Linked DNA regions of Homo sapiens: region 2 is linked to region 1. The links are chromatin loops, found by intact Hi-C in ENCODE. Cell type or tissue: OCI-LY7. All regions are shown on one strand. Links, peaks and the distances in the headings refer to the core of each region. The heading gives the core; the rest is flanking DNA. Region 1 holds the start of LOC107985186 (a long non-coding RNA gene). Region 2 holds the start of LOC105372055 (a long non-coding RNA gene).

Region 1 (4,389 bases), core at 243-4,242:
AAGGGTGTGGGGAAGGAGAGGTATTAGGATGAATTTAAGGACACTTGGGAGTATAAATCAGAGTTTTCAGTGGGTTTCCTTTTTTTTCTGCCTGGAGAAAATAACAGATGTGTTGAACTACAAATGAATTCAAAGTTTAGCAGTAGGAAGACTAAGGATTTCATGGTTTCTGAAACTGTGAATAGGCTTGCTGACAAAAGTCTAAGATCTACTAAAAAAAAAACTATGGGGAGACTTCAATTTTGGTAGAGGAAATCTCAAGTTTTCTTATTGAAAAAAAGGAGTGGTTGGAATTTGATCTTTTCTCTATTGCTATTTTATAGTCAATCATAATCTTTACCTGAAGGGAGAAAAAAAGGTTTTTGAGAGTATGATCACCCGGAAAAATGATTGCTTTGACAGCCTGTAAACATGAACAAACACTACTCTTCCAGATCTTTCTATTTAGTGCTGGACAAAAATCAAGTTAAAAAAACTTGAATAGGATGCTGTAAGAGAGAGTCATTGATGAACTTCTAGCTTTCCTATGCCAGTGCTGCAGCTTCTGTCATGCCTGTTTTCAGGTAGTAGTTAAGATCTGATACATTTGATTGCTGTTGCACACTTTTTCAGTTCCATCTTCTTTACTTACAGAGCGTCAGCTATTTTCCATGACACTCTTATCAACTGAACTGTCTTTCCTTTCACTCTTTCGTTTCTTACCAACTTTAACAGAACAGCCTTTATGTCCTGGCAGATGGATGAAGCGGAAGTTTAACTCATGTACTACCGAGTCCTGCTTGAGAAGTGTACTGTCAGAGAAACAGAAAACTCCAGTTTATTCAGCTGCTTCCTTCGTTGGCACTGTGCTTAAGTCTTTTCAGAAACTGGGGACAGGCAAATTTTATGTCAGAGTCTTCTCCATTGGATGGTTTTTCTTTTAATGTTTTGTGACTGTTGTGGCCATGTGAGAAAGAATCAACTTCCAAATATCACAGTGAAAGAAGCTGCATTCATCAGGGTTCTCCAGAGAAACAGAACCAACAGGAAGTGTATATACATATAAAGAGAGATTTATTTTAAGGAATTGGCTCATGTGATTATGGAGGCTAACACGTCCTAAATCTCCATGGTAGGCTTGCAGGCTGGAGATCCAGGAAAGACCTGATGTTGCAGTTCAAGTCTCAGGGCCAATTGCTGGAGAATTCCCTCTTGCTCTGGGAAGGCCAGTCTTTGGTCTTTTCAGACTTTCATCTGATTGGATGAGGCCCACGTACAAAATGGAGATAAATCTGCTTTACTCAAAGGCCACTGATTTAAATGTAAGTCTTACCCAAAAACACTCTTACAGAAACACCAGATGACATTTGACCAAATATCTGAGCACCAGGGCCCAGCCAAGGTAAAACATAAAATTAGCCATCACAGAGCCCAGGACCCAGACAGAGGCAGAGACCTCTTAGTGATGACTGAGGAGCCAGAGAAGAGGAATATGGGAAAGAGAGTGGCACAACTTTATATCTGGAAAGAGAAAAAGGAAGTCATATGGCTGTTCATTATGAAGTATTTCAAATTATCACCACACAAACATGGTCCATGCAACACACACCTGTCTTTTTGGCTGAATATCTTAGCAACAAGGTGTCCTCACATCATTTTGTTCTTAGGTACAGGTAGATATCATGGTAGTTCTGAAGCAGTGGGCCACCAGGGGCAATGTGGTGAAATGAGAGACAGTAAAGGCCTGCTCAGTTTCCTTCTGCTCTTACTCCCTCTAATGGCAGGGGGTTGACACATCTACCCCCGAGAATATCTGCCCCGCCCTTCTTTCTAGAATTCAAAACAGTAGTCCAAGAGATCTCTGCCATGTTTACAGTTTCCCTGCCTCCTTAGCACCAGTTGCAACAGATTCACTCCTTACCAAATAGAAAACAGGTATAATATTATTTTTGCCGGTAAAATATTTATATTAACTTCAATAATCAAACAACAAACATTCTTTAAGTCCCTAGTAGGTACACAGCACTGAAGAGAATGCAAAAGAAAAAACATATTTCCTGTCTGTAAGAAGTTTATAATTTTTCTGGGAAGGAAGTCTAATATGTGGCAAATTAATAGAATTAATAGAATTCATCAAGTTATTAGTGGGGGCAATTTCCAATAGAAACTCTATGGGAGTTTATAGATGGTGAACATAAATATGAGATGGAACAGCTCACCTCTCTTTGTTGCTAAACTTGAATATGTGTTGCAAAAATTGAGTGATATTGTTTAAAATGGGTCAAGAATTTGCTTATACTTACTCAAACCTCTCCAGTTTCTTCCAATGATTATATGTCTTCTTGCTGTCTTTTTTTCAATTTACTTAATTAGTAGTCAAATTTATCAAAACTGTACAGAAACACCTAAGAATGGATTTTTGATAGAGAAGATTTGGAACTTTTGCCTGTAAAATAGAATACGTCTCTATGCTTGTAAACATTTAGTTACCTCAGAAGGTAAACTAAATGGAATCCCAGTTTTTCTGGAGATTGCAACTATTATTAGCAGATGAATCTCTAATATCAGTTCTATCAACATTCTCCTTTTAGCTTTTACTTAAAGAAGAAAGATAGACAGTATCTAGAAATTATCCTGGATGAACTCTGCCTTTCTAATAATTTCTGGAAACCTGAGAGTATTCTGGGTTCCCTGAGATGACAAATTCATTGCAACACCCTCTATTTGCCTAATCCCCGCACAAGACAGGATGACCCTTGTGGCAGAAAACAGTTTCAGGGAGATTGACTCTGAACTGAAGGGTAAAGATGTTTACTGAGAGACCTGAGTCCTTACAGTGGGACAATTAATAGGGCAGGTACTAAGGTCATTGCTGTAATACTCTAAGGTTGAACCTGGGAAAAAAGCACCAAATGTCACATTTGTGGGGCAAACAAAACAAAGTCAGTACTGGATAGTGAGCAGTATGCAAAGTGCTGATAGAAGACGAGATTAGGTCTGAGGGAAGCCCAAGGAGGGGAGCTATGAACTCAGACTTGGAGAGTGGACCGGACACTGGTAGAGTAGTCTTCCCTTATCCAAGGGGGATACTTGCAAAGACACCCAGCAGATGCCTGAAAGTGCAGATAGTACAGAACCCTATATATACTATGTTTTTTTTCCTATACATACATACCTATGATAAAGTTTAATTTATAAGTTAGACACAGGAAGAGATTAACATCAATAATATAACGATTACCATCTACCATCATAAAAGTTATACGATTGTGGTCTCCTCGCTCTCAAAATATTTTATTGTTCTGTACTCACTTTTCTTCTTTGATCTGTAGGTCTGTTAACCAAGACAGCTGCTAAGTGACTCATAGGTGGGTAGCCTAGAAAGCATGGATATGCTGGACAAAGGGATGATTCATGTCCTGTGTGGGATGGTGTAAGAGATTTCATCACGCTGCTCAGAATGGTGCACAATTTAAAATGAATTATTTTTAAATTTAAATATGATTTAAATACGAATTGTTTGCTTCTGGACTTTTTCATTCAACATTTTTGGACTGCAGTTGACTGCGGGTTACCGTAACAGACGAAGGTGAAACTATGGATAAGGGGCACTACTGCACATCCTTTTCCCATGGTTTGCAGTTTATATTCTGAATGTGTTTAATCTGACTGTAGTAGGAAGGTGGGATGCAGAGCTGGACTCCAAGCCAGCTGCATGCTCTATCACTTTTACTGATGGATATATGACAAGAAAATGTCTTCTAATTTTGTTTCTTTATCTGAAAGGCAAGAGAAGGCATCTGAGATGACACAGAATTCCCACTAAAATCATAGAATACTGGAGAGGCAGTGATCTGTGTCTCGCTAATCAAAGTGTGGCCCATGGAGCAGCAGAATTTGAATCACCTGAGAACTTGGCAATGCAAAATCTGAGGCTTCAGCCCAGATCTATTGCATTAGGATGTACAATTGCACAAGCTTCGGGTGATTCTTGTGCACATTAAAATCAGAGAGGCAGGCAGATCACGAGGACAGGAGATCAAGACCATCCTGGCTAACGTGGTGAAACCCCATCTCAAAAGTACAAAAAAAAAAAAAAGAAAAAGAAAAAAAAATTAGCTGAGCATGGTGGCGGGCGCCTTGTAGTCCCAGCTACTAGGAGGCTGAGGCAGAAGAATGGCGTGAACCCGGGAGGCAGAGCTTGCAGTGAGCCGAGATCTCGCCACTGCACTCCAGCCTGGGTGACAGAGCGAGACTCAGCCTCAAAAAAAAAAAAAAAAAAAAAAAAAAATCAGAGAGTGTGATTCGCAGGGAGACGGAAGTTCTCCCTTCTATAATACCACTCACAGATAGTCATCCAGTATCTGCTACAAACCCACCGGTGATAAGGAGCTCGTGATTTTTTAAAAT
Region 2 (4,389 bases), core at 137-4,136, 150 kb before region 1:
GTTTTCTTCCTACTGCAGAAGTATCAGATTCTTGCAGCATCCATGACACTTGTAAGCATTCAGTGGTCAGACACCACTACATATCCTTCAAATGATGTGGCCCAGTGAAGCTGGAGGGTGTCGTCACGGAGCCAGGCAGCCTGGTATCTCAGCCATCCACCAGGACAGAGCCAGCAGGCACTAGCTGGTGTGCTGAATCTTGACTAAAGTGGGAAATGGATTTTGCATTTTGAAAGTCAACTCTTCTAACATTGAACCTTAGGACATACCTGTTAGATAAAAGTGCATTGAGGGCTTCAGAAATTTACTGGATCAAATTTATAAAGCTCCTCTGCCAAAATTACTCTTAGAATAAGTTAAATCTTAATTTTATTATTCCTCTGGGTTTCTGAATTTATACCGTGTTATACATATTTTTAAAAGTATGAGTAAATGTATGTTCAGAACTATAACTGTGTTGTCTGAATTATTGACTATGTGTGATATATGCTAAATGAAGTATACTTGTAGGTCATTTAAAAGTGACAAAAATTTAAATCACAGAATATTAATCACCAAGGCCCATCGCCCATCACACTGAGTTTGCCATTTGGATCTTTAGACAAACGAAAAATTCCAATAAAATAAAAATACGTTTCATGTTTTTTTCCTCATTGGCCTCTTGTGCTCACTGTTAAAAGCACACGGGGATTTGGATTCTTGTTTCTTCTATTGTCCTATTATCATCTTTTGACAACACGATTCGTTAACTCATCTCCCACAGATGTTAGAAAAATGAACTTACAGGGTTTTGTTACAAGTTCAAGATTTCTCATGCCTCCTGTTGGCCTCTCCTTAACACAAGAGCTGCCTAAAAAAGTGTAGAGAGTATCTTCCATTTCTTTAAACTTTAGTTACCTAGGTCTGGTGGAAACATAATGACACACACACACACACACACACACACACACACACACACACACCATTTAATTCTATAAGGCTGCACAAGGTGGGCCCCATTCTTTAGACATCATTCTGACTGGGAAAATGCCCTGCTAGATTTTCAAACCATGTACTTTGCTACACTTTGTAACACTTTGGTGGTTAGGCTGGAGTAGCCTGGCATCTGGAATCATGATGTTTTATCATGAGAAACTGAGAGGATACTGTTTCTCTTTTCTAAAAAGAGAAAGAAACCCTTTGCTAGGGCTCATTAAAAATGGTTTTAAAATTGGAGCCAATAAAACACGATTGTCAATTCCTACAGCCTTTTTATCTCAGCAGCATTTTTAAAAGGCATCATTTCTCTCTCCCCTGAAATCCTACTTGCAACACACACAGCCACATTTCTAACTAGCAACAACAGAGGCAGCAGCAACTCTCCAACTTCTTTGTCACTGGTGAGCAGGCACACAGACCAACTGGAGCTAGAAGCCTCTCCACTCCTCCATCCCAATTTTCAAGTGCACTCTTCTCAGAAATGGGAGTTGCTAGGCAAGATTCACCCCATCACCCTGAAATCTCTTGCTTTACTCTCCTTTAAAAGTGAAAAGGAAAGGCTTTCCACAACATAGAAAAGTTTGCCTGGGCACATGATACCAGCATTTCCAATAGTGACCCTAATAGACAAAGCATTTTGGAGTTCTGACATCGACAGGGAGCAGATCCCAGTCATGAAGAAACAACTTGAGTGTGTGACGGCAAGACCATGAAAGCCTTCCTTTGCAAGCATCGCCTGGGCTCTTCTGCTCACCCAAGGCAGAACTGAGGAGGGGTGGGGTGGGCATTCCTCACCACAGGATCCTTTTTCTTGAGCAAGCCCATCTTAAGATTTGTAGGGAGAGCTGGCTTAGAGAGACTTCCAAAGCTACACTTCTAACTGTCCTGGCCTTTGGCCCCATCTGCCTGTCAATTTCAGTCTGAGTCCACAATTCCCATGTTTACGGCTCTGGGGATATCTAGAACCTCGGCTTTGGAGCGCTCAGGGATGCTGCTAGGCCAGTTCCCTATTGACCTTTCAGGGACTCTGAAATCAACTTTCCTCACACACTCTGAATTGTTTGCGTTTGTTTTCATCCTGCCAGAGCCACCCGCCCAGGCCACCCATCTCTTCCCTCCTCCCTGCCCCCTCCCCTCCCTCCGGCCTCTCTGGCTCTACCCCCCCCTCCCCCGCCCTCCTCTTTGTTGTCTCCTACCTGCTGGCCAGGCTCTGCCTGCAGTGCTGCCTGAAGGGCATCAGGTGGTAGTTCATGGCGTCCAGCAGCAGCTTCTGGCAGACCGGGTCGGTTCGCATGAAATCCACTGACTGGACCCGCTCCACCAGCTCCGGGGCCGGGATGAGGGCGAAGCGGAGGCGCTTCATGAGGTCAGGCGCATACTGCATGCGGGTCTCGCGGTCGTGCTCCAGCCACAGCACGGACATCTGGAAGAGCGCCAGCTCCGACTCCACGGGGGGCGGCAGCGAGTCCAGCAGGGCGCGCATCTCCTCGAAGTTGAGCAGCAGCACATCCTCCACCAGGTACTTGTTGGCCAGCTTCTTGGTCTCCTCCAGGCCGTGCAGCGCGGCGATCTTGCACACCTGCTTGTAGTTCTGCACCGAGATCTGGTCGTTGAGGAACTGCACGCAGAGCTTGGTGACCTGGGGGATGTGCAGGATCTTGCTGACCGACAGCACCTCCTCCACCGTGTCCAGGGACAGGGTCACGTTGGCCGTGTAGAGGTACTCGAGCACCAGGCGCAGCCCGATGGACGAGCAGCCCTGCAGCACCAGGTTGTTGATGGCCCGGGGGCTGGTCAGCAGCTTGTCGTCGGGGGAGGAAGAAGGAGTCCCGGGCTCCTCCTGCGGCGGCGGCTGCTGCTGCTGTGACGGCTGCTGCTGCGGCGGCTGCTGCTGGTCCTTGGGGGCCCCCAGGCCGTCCTGGCCGCCGACCCCTCCCCCGAGAGGGGGGTGGCTGGAGAAGAGCGATCGGAAGTACTGCGAGCAGGAGGCCAGCACGGCCTTGTGGCAATGGAACTGCTGGCCCTGGGCCGTCAGGGTCACGTCGCAAAACAGCTGCTTCCTCCACAGCAGGTTGAGGCCGTGCAGCAGGTTGTCGCTGTGGCTGGGGTCGAAGGTGGAGGTCCTGTCCCCGGATCTGGACATGGCGAGCTGACTCGGTGCACCTGGCTTTAAACCCTCCTCCAACCTGGCAGACAGGGGTGGGGGATGGGAGGGAGGGGAGCAGGGTGGTGGAGCGGGTGGGGTGTGGTCGGGGTGGGGAAGGGTGTGGAGGGGAGGGGAGGGCGAAGAACAAGAATCAAGGCTCAGCTTGACTCCCTCCTGGCGCGCTCCGGACCCCGACCCTAGGAGGAAAGTCCGAAGACGCTGGATCCGTGAGCGCCACCAGAAGGGCCCTGTCTGGGGTCCCGGCGCCGGTTCTGCGCCCTGCGGCTCCTCTCGCCACCTCCCACACACTTCGTCCCTCACTTTCCTAAAACCAACCACCTCAGCTCGGCTGTTGGCAGCAACAGCAGTGGCAGCAGCGACGGCAAAGTGGCGGCTGAGGCCGAGGCACCTCGTGGGCTCGTGTCCATGCCGGGCCAGATGAAGGGAAAGGCCGGGAAGTGGGGAGCCGGGGGTGCCCTGAAAGCTCAGAGGCGACCGACGGCGAAGGTTCCAGGTCAACTTGTGCCCGAAGCTTTGCTTTTCGCAGTTGGCCCAGTTTGGGGGAGGGGGTAGGAACAGGGGCCCGACCAGCGTGCGGGGTGTGCGAATCTTAGCTCTCCAAAAGCTGGGACCCCCTTCGATTATCCATGCTGCCCCGAGAAACTCCTAGGCTAATAGTCTGAGGGAGGAGATAAAGCCCTTTCTTCTCCCGGGAAAGTGCAGCGGAGCGCGGTGAGGACCCGCTCAGTGGAATCGGCAGAGGCGGGAGCTGTCCTTATCAATTCGAGCTCATTTCCCTCAACCTGGCCCTGCCCGCTTCCCCGCTTCGCAAACTGTTGGCTTCCCCGTCACCACTCAGTTTGGCTAATTTTCCAGAGATGGCTTTAAACCTGGCAGGAGAATCCTTCCACCACCGCCACCCCCACCCGGTGGCCCCCTCTCCCCCGTCTCGCTCATTTCAAAGCGCGGAAGTTCAGGCATCAATCTCCCCTTCCAGCGAGGGGCGGCACCGAGGACTCAGGGGGAGGAAGTGGGGCTGCGAGGACGCGTTTGGAGAGGGAGCCGGGAGGCCTGGAGGCCGGGAGGGATTCGTGTGCACGGTTTCCCCTCCCGGGCACCAGGCGCAGTCGCTTTAACTCCAGTAACTATGAGAAGTTCAAGTTAGAAGGCAGGTGTTGGGGGAGGGGTGGGGGCTGTCGAACGAGCGGGGGGGCGGGGGAGCAGTGGGGTGCGGGGTCTCTGCGCCCCACCCAGCATCGTCGCCT

Evidence for each region. Peaks named below come from ENCODE experiments on the same cell type or tissue, not always from the same donor. Only the 100,000 strongest peaks of a DNase experiment are listed, where the experiment ranks them.
Region 2: it touches region 1 in a loop (3-fold over the local background); 4 of 110 quality-filtered maps call a loop at or near these places.

Annotation. Positions count from the first base shown.
Region 1 is chr18:32,918,278-32,922,666 of GRCh38, forward strand. It overlaps LOC107985186 (a long non-coding RNA gene), which reads left to right and starts at 1,126. Exons shown (of 3, transcript XR_001753401.1): 1 at 1,126-1,301; 2 at 3,312-3,347. In OCI-LY7, for the core only: CTCF peaks have their summits at 1,745 and 1,950; a DNase peak (open chromatin) is centred at 1,724.
Region 2 is chr18:32,767,471-32,771,859 of GRCh38, forward strand. KLHL14 (kelch like family member 14) reads right to left here. Exons shown (of 9, transcript NM_020805.3): 2 at 2,175-3,164. The coding sequence starts at 3,121. LOC105372055 (a long non-coding RNA gene) reads left to right here and starts at 3,206. Exons shown (of 2, transcript XR_935342.4): 1 at 3,206-4,389. In OCI-LY7, for the core only: a CTCF peak has its summit at 2,419; a DNase peak (open chromatin) is centred at 2,521; H3K4me3 peaks cover 1,872 bases.